2 separate regions of the Homo sapiens genome follow, and region 1 is linked to region 2. Evidence: read pairs that join two places in POLR2A ChIA-PET (ENCODE). Cell type or tissue: Panc1. All regions are shown on one strand. Links, peaks and the distances in the headings refer to the core of each region. The heading gives the core; the rest is flanking DNA.

Region 1 (7,155 bases), core at 2,837-5,336, 180 kb after region 2:
CCTCTGCAGCCAGCCACCGGAGGGCAGCTACCAGCCAGCCAAAGCCCCAGCCCCTTCCCACGACCTCCTCACCCAGGCTCCCCCGGGTGCCCCGCCCTGACTCACGGCCCCGGCCCAGGGTCCTGGGGGTGCTGGCCGGCCTCGCTGGGGCCCCACTCGGGGGAAAGGTGAGGCCAGATCATGGCGACAGGCCCCTTGGGCTCAGTGGCTGGAGGAATGGGGTGGCCAGGTGGGGCTGGAAGACCCTCCAGCCGCTGGTCCTGGCCGAGGCTAACAGTGGCCCAAGGTCAACATGCCGGCCCTGATGGACAGCTCGGAACACTCCAGACCCTCCCCTCTTGCCAGACACGAAGGTAGCCACGCCGAGACCCCAGCGTCAACCCCAGCCCCAGGCCACATCCACAGGCAGAGCCACGGGAGACCAGGCTGGGATGGGGATGACGCTTGGGAACCCACCAGGGACCCCGGCTGCCCCCTCGCCCTCCGGGCTCTCAGGCACTGACTGGCATCTCCAGAGAGCACTGTGGAAGCCTCCCGGCCCCGTGTCCGCTCGTGAAGGTGGTGGAGGACCCTGGGGACACGGCACAGCGCCCACACAGTACCAGCCCTGCTGGACCCCCGCAGGTGAGCCCTGGATGTGGCCTGCATCTAGCATGGGTCGGGAAAGGCAGCCCCAACACCCCTCAATCCAGGCTTGGGGCAAAGGGAGGGGTGGGCAGGTGCCCTGGCCAAGGAGACCCCCCGCCCAGGGCTACCAGACCCCTCCTCACAGGCAGGGCATCCAAATTTTCTCTGTCACCCACTGGCAATGAGCTCCCCTGTGACTCTAGACAGAACAGGCTGGATCTCCAACTCTGACCTACAGGCAGGAAAGTGGGCAGCCCTGGGAGGCTGGACTGAGGGAGGCTGGACTTCCCACTCAGGCCTACACGCAGGAAAATGGGCAGCCCTGGGAGGCTGGACCGAGGGAGGCTGGGCCTCCCACTCCACCCTACAGGCCAGGACACGGGCAGCCCTGGGAGGCTAGACCGAGGGAGGCTGGGCCTCCCATCTACCCTACAGGCCGGGACACAGGCAGCCCTGGGAGGCTGTACCGAGGGAGGCTGGGCCTCCCCCTCTGCCCTACAGGCAGGAAAACGGGCAGCCCTGGGAGGCTGGACCAAGGGAGGCTGGACTTCCCACTCTACCCTACAGGCAGGAAAACAGGCAGCCCTGGGAGGCTGGACCGAGGGAGGCTGGGCCTCCCACTCTGCCCTATAGGCCGGGACACAGGCAGCCCTGGGAGGCTAGACCGAGGGAGGCTGGGCCTCCCACTCTGCCCTACAGGCAGGAAAACGGGCAGCCCTGGGAGGCTGGACCAAGGGAGGCTGGACTTCCCAATCTACCCTACAGGCAGGAAAACAGGCAGCCCTGGGAGGCTGGACCGAGGGAGGCTGGGCCTCCCACTCTGCCCTACAGGCCGGGACACAGGCAGCCCTGGGAGGCTGGAGCAAGGGAGGCTGGGCCTCCCACTCCGCCCTACAGGCCGGGACACGGGCAGCCCTGGGAGGCTAGACCGAGGGAGGCTGGGCCTCCCACTCTGCCCTACAGGCAGGAAAACGGGCAGCCCTGGGAGGCTGGACCGAGGGAGGCTGGACTTCCCACTCTACCCTACAGGCAGGAAAACGGGCAGCCCTGGGAGGCTGGAGCGAGGGAGGCTGGGCCTCCCACTCCGCCCTACAGGCCGGGACACGGGCAGCCCTGGGAGGCTGGAGCGAGGGAGGCTGGGCCTCCCACTCCGCCCTACAGGCCGGGACACGGGCAGCCCTGGGAGGCTGGAGCGAGGGAGGCTGGGCCTCCCACTCCGCCCTACAGGCCGGGACACGGGCAGCCCTGGGAGGCTGGACCGAGGGAGGCTGGGCCTCCCACTCCGCCCTACAGGCCGGGACACGGGCAGCCCTGGGAGGCTGGACCGAGGGAGGCTGGGCCTCCCACTCCGCCCTACAGGCCGGGACACGGGCAGCCCTGGGAGGCTGGACCGAGGGAGGCTGGGCCTCCCACTCCGCCCTACAGGCCGGGACACGGGCAGCCCTGGGAGGCTGGACCGAGGGAGGCTGGGCCTCCCACTCCGCCCTACAGGCCGGGACACGGGCAGCCCTGGGAGGCTGGACCGAGGGAGGCTGGGCCTCCCACTCCGCCCTACAGGCCGGGACACGGGCAGCCCTGGGAGGCTGGACCGAGGGAGGCTGGGCCTCCCACTCCGCCCTACAGGCCGGGACACGGGCAGCCCTGGGAGGCTGGACCGAGGGAGGCTGGGCCTCCCACTCCGCCCTACAGGCCGGGACACGGGCAGCCCTGGGAGGCTGGACCGAGGGAGGCTGGGCCTCCCACTCCGCCCTACAGGCCGGGACACGGGCAGCCCTGGGAGGCTAGACCGAGGGAGGCTGGGCCTCCCCCTCTGCCCTACAGGCAGGAAAACGGGCAGCCCTGGTGTAGAGGGCAGCCCTACAGGGTTTGTGGGTTTTTCTCCCCGTGTGCGGAGATGAGAGATCGTAGAAATAAAGATACAACACAAAGAAATAAAAAAGACAGCTGGGCCCGGGGGACCACTACCACCAAGATGTGGAGACCGGTAGTGGCCCCGAATGCCAGGCTGCGCTGTTATTTATTGGATACAAGACAAAGGGGCAGGATAAGGAGCGTGAGCCATCTCCAGTGATAGGTAAAGTCACGTGGGTCACGTGTCCACTGGACGGGGGCCCTTCCCTGTTTGGCAGCCAAGGCAGGGGCCAGGGAGAGAGAGAGACAGCTTACGCCATTATTTCTGCTTATCAGAGACTTTTAGTACTTTCACTAATTTTGCTACTGTTATCTAAAAGGCAAAGCCAGGTGTACAGGATGGAACGTGAAGGCGGACTAGGAGTGTGACCGCTGAAGCACAGCATCATAGGGAGACGGTTAGGCCTTCGGATAACTGTGGGTGGGCCTGACCCTCCACAAGAGGTGGAGGAGTAGAGTCTTCTCTAAACTCCCCCGGGGAAAGGGAGACTCCCCTTCCCAGTCTGCTAAGTAGCGGGTGTTTTCCCTTGACACTGACGCTACCGCTAGACCACGGTCTGCTTAGGTCACGGGTGCCTTCCCAGGCGCTGGCGTTACTGCTAGACCAAGGAGCCCTCTGGTGGCCCTGTCCGGGCGTAACGGAAGGCTCGCACTCTTGTCTTCTGGTCACTTCTCACCATGTCCCCTCAGCTCCTATCTCGGTATGGCCTGGTTTTTCCTAGATTATGATTATAGAGCGAGGATTATTATAATATTGGAATAAAGAATAATTACTACAAACTAATGATTAGTGACACATATGGTCTATACCAAGTATAACTCTTATTTTATATATTTTGTTACACTGGGACAGCTTGTGCCCTCGGTCTCTTCCCTCGGCACCTGGGTGACTTGCTGCCCTCACCCTGGGAGGCTGGGCCTAACTGGGAAGGATGTGGCTTCGTGTTCCCAACCCCAGGCACCTTTAAAATGAGCTGAGCCTGGCACCCAGGCAGGAACACTCAGCCCCCATGCTCCCTCTAGAAGACGACCAAGAGGACCCCACCCTCTGGGTCACCCACCAAGGATCCAGGGTACCCTGGGCCACAGCCACGAGCTGCTCACAAGGGGAGGCTCAGGTGCAGCTGCTGGCTCTGCTCACCCCCTGCACCCCCCAACGCAGACACCCTGACACCCCCCGGCCCTGGAAAAATGGCAAAGGACCACGGTGCCCTGCCCAGCCGCCTGCTGCAGGGAGAGCAGCTCCCTCAGACCCGGAGTGCTCTGCTGTGCCGGCTGGTTCATCAGCACTCAGGCAGGCCTGGGCATGCGCTCACAGAGAAGCTCGAGGTTGCCAGAACACAGGAAACGCCTCTTCTTTCCTGTGACCACGAGGCCACGTGCTCACCTGTCTGCAGAATATCAACTTTTAAGGGGCTTTTCTCTCCTCATTAAAAGACTTCACAGTGTGCTCTGCATGGCGAGGGGACACACCGTGCTCCCAGGGGGAAGTCAAGGACGGCCTCCACCGGTGACAACACAAGAACAGAGGGGCCCACGATTCCTCTAAGGGAGACGGGGACAGAGGGTCAGACGTGCCCGGCCCAACAGGCCAAACATCATTTTTTTTTTTTTTTTAGACAGAGTCTCACTCTGTCAGCCAGGCTGGAGAGCAGTGGCACGATCTTGGCTCACTGCAACCTCCACCTCCTGGACTCGAGTGATTCTCCTGCCTCAGCCTCCTGAGTAGCTGGGATTACAAGCACATGCCACCATGCCCGGCTAATTTTGTATTTTCAGTAGAGACAGGGTTTCACCATGTTGGCCAGGCTGGTCTCGAACTCCTGACCTCAGGTAATCTGCCCACCTCAGCCTCCCAAAGCGCTGGGATTACAGGAGTGAGCCACCACGCCCGGCCCAAACATCATTTTTTATTTTGGGCCAGTGCGGACAACATGCCACGGGCACCACCTTCACTGCTTGACCGATGATCGCTAAAAGTTGAGATTTCAGTTGGGCGTGGTGGCTCACGCCTGTAATCCCAGCACTTTGGGAGGCTGAGGCAAGCAGATCACGAGGTCAGGAGTTTCAGACCAGCCTGGCCAATATGGTGAAACCCCGTCTCTACTTAAAATTAGCTGGGTGTGGTGGCAGGCACCTGTAATCCCAGCTACTTGGGAGGCTGAGGCAGGAGAATCACTTGAACCCAGGAGGCAGAGGTCACAGTGAGCAGAGATCACGCCACTGTACTCCAGCCTGGGCGACAGAGCAAGACTCCGTCTCAAAAAAAAAAAAAAAGTTGAGATTTTAGTCGGGCGCGGTGGCTCACGCCTGTGATCCTAACACTTTGGGAGGCCGAGGCAGGTGGATCCCTTGAGCTCAGGAGTTCAAGACCAGCCTGCGCAACATGACGAAACTCCATCTCTACAAAAAATACAAAAATTAGCCAGGCATGGTGGCGCACACTTGCGGTCCCAGATATGTAGGGGGCTGAGTTTGGAGGATCCCTTGAGCCCAGGAGGTCACCGTTACATGTGGGCGGCAAGCCACCCAGGTGCCGAGGCAAGAGACCGAGGGCATGAGCTGTTCCAGTGTAATAAAGAAAATATACACAATAAGAATAGTTACACTAGAAATAGATTATAGATGTGATGATATATGAATATTCTTAATCATTAGTTTCTAGCATTACTCTTCATTCCAATATTATAATAATCTCTGTTCTACAACTATAACCTAGGAAAAACCAGGCCATACAGAGATAGGAGCTGAGGGGACATAGTGAGAAGTGACCAGGAGACAAGAGTGTGAGCCCTCTGTCACGCCCGGACAGGGCCACCAGAGGGGTCCCTGGTCTAGCGGTAGCGCTAGCGCCTGGCAAGGCACCAGTTACTTAGCAGACGGGGAAAGGGAGTCTCCTTTTCCCCGGGGGAGTTAGAGAAGACTCTGCTCCACCATCTCTTGTGCAAGGCGACATCAGTCAGGCCCACCCGCAGCCATCCAGAGGCCCGTCTCCCCGTGATGCTGTGCTTCAGCGGTCACACTCCTGGTCTGCTTTCGTGGTCCGCCCTGTACACCGGGCTCCGCCTTCTAGATAGCAGTAGCACAATGAGTGAAAGTACTAAAAGTCTTTGAAATACATAGAAGAAAGAATGGTGTAAGCTGTCCTCTCTCTCTCTCCGCCTCGGCTGCCAAACAGGGAAGGGCCCCCTGTCCAGTGGACACGAGACACACGTGACCTTACCTATCATTAGAGATGGCTCACGCTCCTTACCCTGCCCCCTTGCCTTGTATCCAATAAATAACAGCGCAGCCAGGCATTCGGGGCCACTACCGGCCTCCACATCTAGGTGGTAGTGGTCCCCCGGGCCCAGCTGTCTTTTCTTCTATCCCTGTCTTGTGTCTTTATTTCTATGATCTCACATCTCTCCGTACACAAGAAGAACCCACAGGCCCAGTAGGGCTGGACCCTGCAGTTACAGGGAGCCATGATAGCACCATTGCACTCCACACTGGGCAACAACAGAGCAAGACTTTGTCTCCAAAAAACAAAAAAACAAAGTTGAGATTTCACATCTAGACGACATTTGAGACAGGGTCTGGCTTCGCTGCCCAGGCTGGATTGCGGTGGCTCCATCATGGCTCACTGTAGCCTCCACCTGCCGGGCTCAGGCAATCCTCCCACCTCAGCCTCCTGAGTAGCTGGGACCAAAGGTGCACATCACCACACCAGGTAGTGTTTTGTATTTTTTGTGAGATGGGGTCTCACTACATTGCCCAGGCTGGGTTCAAGAGATCCACCCCTCAGCCTCCCAAAGTGCTGGGATTATAGGCGGCAGCCACTGCACCCGGCAGTAGCGTGTTGAGTAAACACTCTATTCGTTAGCATTCCCCCTCCCATGAGCCTCGGGAGACACCGGGCTTTGGAAGTGATGCTGGCGGTCACAGAAGCGGAGATCAGGGCAGGGCTGGCATCCAGTACGGGATGGGGAGAGAGCCCTGCAGAGGGCTCTACACCATGGCTCCAGCGACGCGATTCCCTGTGGGGACCCACCTGCCCTGCAGCTGCCACACCACCCCAGGCCAGCAGGTGTGACCCCCTGGTCACGGGCCACCCCAGCCCTGAGCACAGAGATGGACACACATCCCGGCCCACACAGACACAAGCAGCATGAAATTCAGAAATAAAGATATAATGAAAGACCTTTTTTTTCCACAAGAATAGGTTAAATACATACAATTGGTAAATTATAGAGCAATTCTGAATAAACTGATCAAAAAACGAAGAAAGATGAGCGCGTGCGGGCTGGGCTTGTCTCACGCCCGCCTCCGGACAGGGTGGGTTTCTTGCCGGCGGCCGTGCCCCACCTCGACGCGATGCACCTGCGGTACATCCCACCCAGGCGAAGTCACGGAACAGACGCAGAAGAGGGGAGACGGCCGAGACCCGGGGAGCCACGCGGCCCGAAACAGCCCCTGCTGGCTCTGGCGTCTTTCCGGGCCGGGGTGCCCCTCTGCCATGTTCCGTGGACAGCGAACACCCGGGCCGGAGCCATTACCTACTGTGAAGGCCAGCGCAGGGGGCACGGGATGTGAGGGAGGCCCCCGAGTGCACGGGGCCTTCTGCAGGGACTCCGG
Region 2 (7,155 bases), core at 2,457-4,956:
CCGCTCCACTCTGGGTCCCCCCGCCCTGCCCTGCTATAGCCCCACCCCTCCGGGCGACCCCACCCCTCCGGACGACCCCACCCCTCAGGACGACCCCACCCCTCAGGACGACCCCACCGCTACCGGCAAGCCCCGCCCCTCATCAGCAGCCCCGCCCCTGCCTGCCGGCACCTTCCCCCCATCCGTAGCCCCTCCCCAAGCGCGCTTGTCCGCAGGGCTGGACTGCGACACCGACGTCCCGAAGACGATCCAGCTGGTTTGGCGGCAGCACTGGGGAATGGTGCAGACGGAGGCTCCGTACAAGTTCACGTACCTGGCGCTGCAGCGGCACATCCGGGGCGAGTAACTGCGCCTGCGCGAGCAGGTGGGGGCGTGGCCCTGCGGGGCGTGGCCTGTGCGGGCGTCGCCATGGTGACCGGCGGCCCCTCCCCCCAGCGCGAGCCGCCTCAGGAGCGCGAGAACCAAAACGTGGGCGCCGCCCCCCGCTAATCGGGTTGCAGCCCCCGGCTCCCCGGGCATCCCCGGTGTGAGTGGAGCGCCGGGGCCGGTCCGGAGTCCTCTGGGAGGGACTGGGACGTGCGGGGTGCAGGGCTGAGCCGCTGCTCCGCGCGCAGAACCCCGCAGCCCTGGGACGGCGAGGACGCGAACCTGCGGAGCCGCGGGTGTCTGAGGAGCCGCAGGGAACCCCCGGCCTAGCCGCGCCCGCGTGTGGCCGGAGCTGCGGGCCGGGACTGTGTCCAGGACAGAGCCACAAGCTTGTCCCCAGCTCAGGGAGGTCCAGGGGCGGCAGAGGGAGCGACAGGCTGCGAAGCCCACCGGTGACCACGTGTGAACCCGCGTGCGCCCCCAGCTCGGCCACTCCGTGCGGGTCTGCCCTCACCGCAGCTCCGGCCTGCCGGCCCTGCCTGCTCCCGTGGTCTGGGATGTGGCCCCGGTGAGGACCCGGCCCCATCAGGCACAGGGTGGATGTCTGTGGAGTGAGGTGTGTGTGACATATTCATGTGACCACCCGTGCAGCGTCACGCGCCTGGCCCTGCCGATGACAAGGGTGTGGGCCTGCGTGGGCATGACTGTGTGTGTGACACAGAGTGATGTTGCTGTGACCCGTGGCTGCACTCCCCACATCACCGGCTTTCACAGCCTTCCGGTAAAGTGCTGTGTTCTCCCTTCTGTGTCTTCGCTGGGACCTGGGGCAAGGGTGGGTGTGGCCCCCACAGCTGGAGTCAGCTTCTGTGGGGCCTTCCCGAGCCCTCCCCACCCTGGACCAGAGGCCCAGCTGGTTGGAGCAGGAAGTACCTGGGCTCTGGGGTCAGGGATGGGAAGGCTGAGGAGGCCTGCGTGAGCTGGACCTGGCCTGGGCCCTCCTGGCCGTGCCTGCCTGGTGGTGCAGGATTCCTGGGGCTGATGACAGACGGGGTAGGGCTGGGGTTGGCGAGCCTCCTGCCGATACCTCACGTAGCTGACCTCTGACTCTTCCCCAGCCAGGCTGGCCCTGGGAGTTGCCGGAGAGTCAGTGGATCTGCAGGCTGCACGCTGGCTGTTACCTTTGCTTCTGGGTTCCCACAGGGGTCATGGTTCTGTGGTTCTCCAGTCAGGGACCCTAGCAGGGCCATGGGGCGTGACTTCCTGGAGGTGTGGCCTAGTATGGCCACGGCAGAGGATGGGGGAAGAGAAAGGCCCCCTTTGTCAGCCCCCGGGCTCTGAACCAAGCTGAAGCCCTCCCCCTGGTCCAGCCTGCCCTGCCCCAAGTGTCCTGGGCCTCTCCCCATCTCCCTGGGGAGCCTCACATTGCTGAGTCGCCAGCCAACTCCAGAAACCCCCAGCCTGTCTGCAGCCAGAGGGGCTGGGAGTTGGACCCCCTAGAACCTTGGGCCCACCTGTCCCAGTGGCTGCTGGGAGTCTAATTCTGTCAGGGTATCCTCTGGGTTGAGGCTGCAGCAGGGGCACCCAGGGTGAGGCCCTCTTGCCAAAGATGGATACAAATAATTTATTTTAAAAGGTACAATTCACAAGGTTGGAGGGGTAGCTGGAAGTTTCTGTGGTTACCTTGCACTGGGGGGCTGCCCTGCCTCCACTCTCTCCCCACAGTCCGAGGGCAAGATGAGCACCCCCACCCAATGGCAGGACCAGCCCTGCGGGGAAATGTCAGCATGAGTGGAAGCACGGCAAGGCCCCTTCCTTCTTGGCAAGGGGCTTCCCTGGCAGGCAGTTCACAGGGTGTGTGGGTGGGGGGGATGCTGACCAGCTGCTCTCCTGGACCCTTCCTGTACGAGCCTGTTTTTTTTTGTTTTGTTTTGAGACAGGGTCTCCCTCTGTCGCCCAGGCTGGATGCAGTGGTGCAATCTTGGCTCACTGCCACCTCCACCTCCCCGGTTCAAGCAGTTCTCCTGCCTCAGCCTCCCCAGTAGCTAAGAGGCACCCACCACGATGCCCGGTTAATTTTTGTATTTTTAGTAGAGATGGGGTTTCACCATGTTGGCCAGGCTGGTGTCAAAATCCCGACCTCAAGTGGTCTTTCTGCCTCAGCCCTCCAGAGTGCTGAGATGACAGGCGTGAGCCACCGCGCCCGGTGAGACTGTGGTTCTTGGAGGCTTTGGGGATCCTCTTGTCCACCCCGTCAGGACCCAGCCTGGAGAATGAGGGGTGGACAAGCTAAATGGAGCCTGGTCTTGGTGGGGCCCCGGTGGAGTCCTCAGAGATGCCAGGCTCCTTTCGCGTCCTCGGGGACCGACTTCCAGTGGCTGCTGTGCCCTTGGGCCCCCCAGTGGGGGACGCCCCATGGAGCTGGGCGAGGGCGGCTGACCTGGGCAGAGGCTGCTGGCCCTAATTATCAGTCAGAGGCCCGAGGGGGGAGGCGGCTGTGCTGGTGGCCGGGGGCCGGGGGGGCAGGGGCAGGCAGCGCAGGTTCCCGGTCTTGAGCGCGCACTGCACCGGCCAGAGTGCCACACAGAAGAGCATCAGCAGCAGGGCAGAGACCAGTGCCATGCGCCTCCAGTCCCTGCAGCGCGCCCAGCAGCGGGCCAGGCGGCCCCGGCGGGGGGCAGGGTCCCGGGCGGGCGCGGGCGGCTCGGCAGGCTTGCTCAAACCCACGTCCACGCATACGAAACCGGGCTCGCGGCCAGGTGTGGTGGGCAGTGGCTGGCAGCACAGCTTGGTGCCCTCCAGCCACACAGGCTCCTCACGCCGCAAATGCGCCGGCATCCGGGCCTGCAGCTGGCGGCTGGTGCACAGCGCGGGGGCTCCGGCGGGCGGCACGGCCGTGGGCTGCCTGCAGAAGGGGCAAGGTACAGCCTCACCACCGGGGCGGCCCACAGGCTGAGCAGCCGCCAGCCGGGCCAGGCACTCCAGGCAGAAGACGTGGGTGCAGGAGAGCTCCTTGGGTGTCTTGAAGATGTTGTCATAGCCTGAGAAACAGATGGAGCACTCCAGGGGGGAGGCCACCCTCTCCGAGCCAGGGGTGCCAGGGGACCTGGGGCTGCCGGCCGAGCTGGGGGACCTGGGCATCGAGGCTATGGAGCTGCTCCGGCGAGGGGGTGGCACAGCCGTGTGCCACACCTGCTGGCCTGACGACATGTCTCTGAGCTGTGGGACAGGGACTGTGGTAAGCAATCACCGGCCGCCCCTTTCTGGTGGTGTTTTATCTCTCCCTCCCCTCTCTCGCCCCAGAGATCCCAGGGAAGGACTCTGTTTCCTGCGCGCCACTCCAGAAAGTTCCTCCGGTGCCCCTGGAGGTCATTCTGCCCCACGTGCAATCCTGTCCTCTCCACCCCATCACATGGCTGCACCGGGGTGAGCCTCCCACAGGGCCCCAGGCCTGCTCCGGGAATGCAGGCCGTGTGTAGGGGGGTCTCACTGACCGCTCGGCAGACACCTCCTGTTGGCCCTGCCCCACCTGGCTGGCCCTGCTGCCCGGGCAGAAATAATGGTGAGGATGACAATAGCCACAGTCGTCACTGTTTATGTCGGAGCTCTGCAAGGCTGGGCCCACATCACGGGACTCACACAACGCCACAGTGTGGAAAAGGCCGCCCAGAGCATGGGTGACTCGGCCAGGGCCACCCCAAGGGAGCTGGCGGGCCCTGGACCCTGGCAGATACGGCTCTCAGGCAGGCCAGGGACTCCAAGTCAAGTGAAGTGAGTTTGAACTCAGATCCCAGGATGGGTGCCTGGCTTGGGCGGTGCAGGCCTGATTTGTAGGCAGCTATGTGAGGGTGGGGTGTGGGGGTCTCTGGGTCTGGGGACCGGGCTGAGCCCCGGGGGCTTTGGGACGACAGGGAGGGCCCAGGCAGGGGCAGGGGTCAGTGCCCGAGGAAGGTGCACGTCAGGCACGACCTGCGGCCTGCGGGGCCGGCTTGTCTAGCTGCTGAGGGTCTGATGTGCACAGTGTGGGGGTGGGACTTGGATAAGCCCAGCCATTCCCTCTGGGCCAGCCCACTGCCTCATGGTCAGGTGATGGTCAGGGCACCCTCAGCCGCCCACTGAGTGGGTGTTTCTTCTCCCTGACCCAATCCCACTTCATGGCAGGGACCCTGGGGGACGGACACTGGGGGATGCTGCTCTGCCCCTGGGCATGGCTCAGGTGGGCATCTCAGCTGACCTGGGACCCTGCTCCACCTCCCGCCCCTCCCCTGCACCCAGGATCCGCTGCAGGGAGCCACAGGGGTCCCACCTGGAGGGAAGTGGGCAAGGGTGACAGTGAGACTCAAGGGCCTGGCCGTGCGTCCCCGTGGGGCCCAGGAGGCTGCCCCAGAAGTGACTCCTGGCACTGCCCCGCCCCACCCCTGACTTGCCAGTGAGTCCCAGACAGGCTGGCGGGATGACACAGGTCACTGTGACCACCTGAGTCACACGCCGTCACTGTGAGGCCGTGAGTGCCCCAGGCACCGGGACCTGGGGACTGTGCTCTGCGGCCTGTGTACCCCACAGAACCGGTTCCTTGGCACGAGGCCCCACCCCTCCACGATGGTGCCCCACCCTGAGCCTGTGCAGGTAAGGGGTGAACACGGGCTGAGCTGGCCTTACCTGGTGGCCGGGGGTCAGCGGGCCTGGGCGTGGTCCTCCTCGCCGGCCACGGTTGGGCTCCAAGGCCCTGGGCTGCCCTGCCGTGGCAGTGTCTGCTTCCTCTTCTCCGGGCCCGGCCCGGCCTGTGCTTCACCCAGCAGGTATCCCTCCCCGGGGCCGGCCACCAGCAGCTGTCCCGGTGGCACTGGTCTGGCAGGTGTGGCTTCTGCTCTGTCCAAGACAGGCGGGGACACAAGGAATGCGTGCGCCGTCACCCGCACAGAGCTCTGGTCTGAGGCAGGTGTGAGTTGCTGGGTGTGGGCTCCCAAGCAGGTCTATTTATACCCTATGGGCCAAGGGTGTGGCCGCAAGCCTCAGGGATTGGCTGGCTTCATCCTCTCCTTGGCGGGCCAGGCAGCTGGAGGGCAGGGAGGGAGGGGTGAGGGTCGGAGCCGGGTAGGGGTCAGCACAGCCGCTGCAGCCTGGGCAGGTCTGGGCTGGGGTGTGTGCTTGGACAAAGCCCTCTCTCCCTATAGCCCCAGGAGGCTGGAGCACCTGCTGGAAGCTGCTCACCGCAGTTCCAGGTCCCTGTGGCCCCTGAGCTCCTGGGTGGGCCTCCTAGCAGGGGCCCTCCCCGAGCCCCCCACAACCTATGCCCAGCCTGCCCCTGCCCTTTGCTCACTGCTGCCTGCCCTCACAGCCCATTCCTGCCACTTCCCTGCCCACACCCACCCATGTGCTCACCTGCCTCATCCATACACATACGTGGCTGCTCTCACACATGGGCCATGTGTTCACACGCTCTATGCCCCCGTGTCCACAGGCTCTCACACACGTGCCGTGTCCGGAAGCTCACATATGCCATGTCCACACTCACACACGCCGTGTCCACACTCACACGCCGTGTCCACACTCTCACACACATGCCATGTCCACATGCTCTCACACACGTGCCCTGTGTCCACACACACACACATGCCATGTCCACATGCCCTAGCAGACTACAGGACTGGTCTGTGCAAAGACCAGGGCTGGAGCTGGTTGAGAGTCTGGGGGCTGAGGCTGGCAGGGCTGGGATGGAGGATGTGTGGGTCTCAGAGGAGCAGCCAGTGGCATGGGCTGCCCCGTCCCCCGCACACCCCGCTGTGGGCCCGAGGGCCTGGTGTAGAGCTGCACCCCCAGGCTGTCCAGCTGCCAGCTCCCCACCTCACTGAGGCGTCTCTCTCCCAGCCCAGTGGACCTCATGCAAGGGGAGGTCCGACCCGGCTGCCACAGCCCCATCCCCGCCATGAGGCCTGGGCCGGACCTGAGCTGGGACTCCACACACCAGCCTGGGGGGGTGCCACACTGGGTGGGGCTGGGAGTGAGGGACCCACCCTAGTGGGAGAGCTGGCCGGGCCACCCCACAGACTGCCCTCAGGCAACTCCCATGCAGGTGCCCGCCGACCCCTCAGTAGGGACCCAGAGGCTCCCCCAGGGCTGCCGCGGGCATCCTGGAGCCCAAGGGATGCTGGGAAGTGGGAACCAGGACTGCAGAGGCCAGGGGGCAACACCCCGAGGAGGAGCACAGGGACTTGGGCTCAGGAAGGGCCGGACCCCTGCCAGTTCCATGAGGACTCTCAGTCGGGGGTTGGGGGGACCCCTGCCAGTTCCATGAGGACTCTCAGTCAGGGGTTGGGGGGACCCCTGCCAGTTCCATGAGGACTCTCAGTCGGGGGTTAGGGGGGTTCAGAGAGCGGATTTGGGTGCTCAGACAGGGAGGGGTGGATGCTCAGAGAGCGGGGCGCGGGCTGGGGCTGGGCTTTCAGACAGGGAGGGCTGGGGACTCAAGAGCTGGGGAGGGGTGGGAGCTCTGTGAGGGGCTCCGTGCGGGGTGGCTGAGGCTATGGGAACTCTGTGGGGGGAGGCTGAGGCTATGGGGACTCCGTGGGGGGAGGCTGAGGCTATGGGGACTCCGTGCCGGGAGGCTGAGGCTATGGGGACTCCGTGGCGGGAGGCTGAGGCTATGGGGACTCCGTGGGGGGAGGCTGAGGTTATGGGGACTCCGTGCTGGGAGGCTGAGGCTATGGGGACTCCATCGGGGGAGGCTGAGTCTATGGGGACTCCGTGGGGGGAGGCTGAGGCTATGGGGACTCCGTGCCGGGAGGCTGAGGC

The links. ChIA-PET counts read pairs that join two places held together with the same protein. Peaks named below come from ENCODE experiments on the same cell type or tissue, not always from the same donor. Only the 100,000 strongest peaks of a DNase experiment are listed, where the experiment ranks them.
Region 1: POLR2A ChIA-PET joins it to region 2 with 21 read pairs; 5 of 35 experiments call an interaction of 5 or more read pairs at or near these places.

What each region holds. Positions count from the first base shown.
Region 1 is chr1:1,247,218-1,254,372 of GRCh38, forward strand. UBE2J2 (ubiquitin conjugating enzyme E2 J2) reads right to left here. Exons shown (of 7, transcript NM_058167.3): 7 at 6,695-7,155. It also overlaps a transcript of C1QTNF12 not described here. Among named protein-coding and RNA genes, the nearest start is that of C1QTNF12, 4.1 kb to the left of the region's middle. RefSeq lists enhancers at 1-229, 230-1,010, 3,937-4,216. In Panc1, for the core only: a CTCF peak has its summit at 3,188 (motif pointing left); no DNase peak of the experiment used is centred there.
Region 2 is chr1:1,068,994-1,076,148 of GRCh38, forward strand. It overlaps RNF223 (ring finger protein 223), which reads right to left and starts at 5,313. Exons shown (of 2, transcript NM_001205252.2): 1 at 5,023-5,313; 2 at 1,974-3,582. The coding sequence starts at 3,573. The coding sequence ends at 2,824. It overlaps LOC105378948 (a long non-coding RNA gene), which reads right to left and starts at 344. Exons shown (of 5, transcript NR_168433.1): 1 at 1-344. RefSeq lists silencers at 71-140, 261-660 and enhancers at 219-333, 305-1,070, 5,006-5,505. In Panc1, for the core only: no CTCF peak of the experiment used is centred there; no DNase peak of the experiment used is centred there.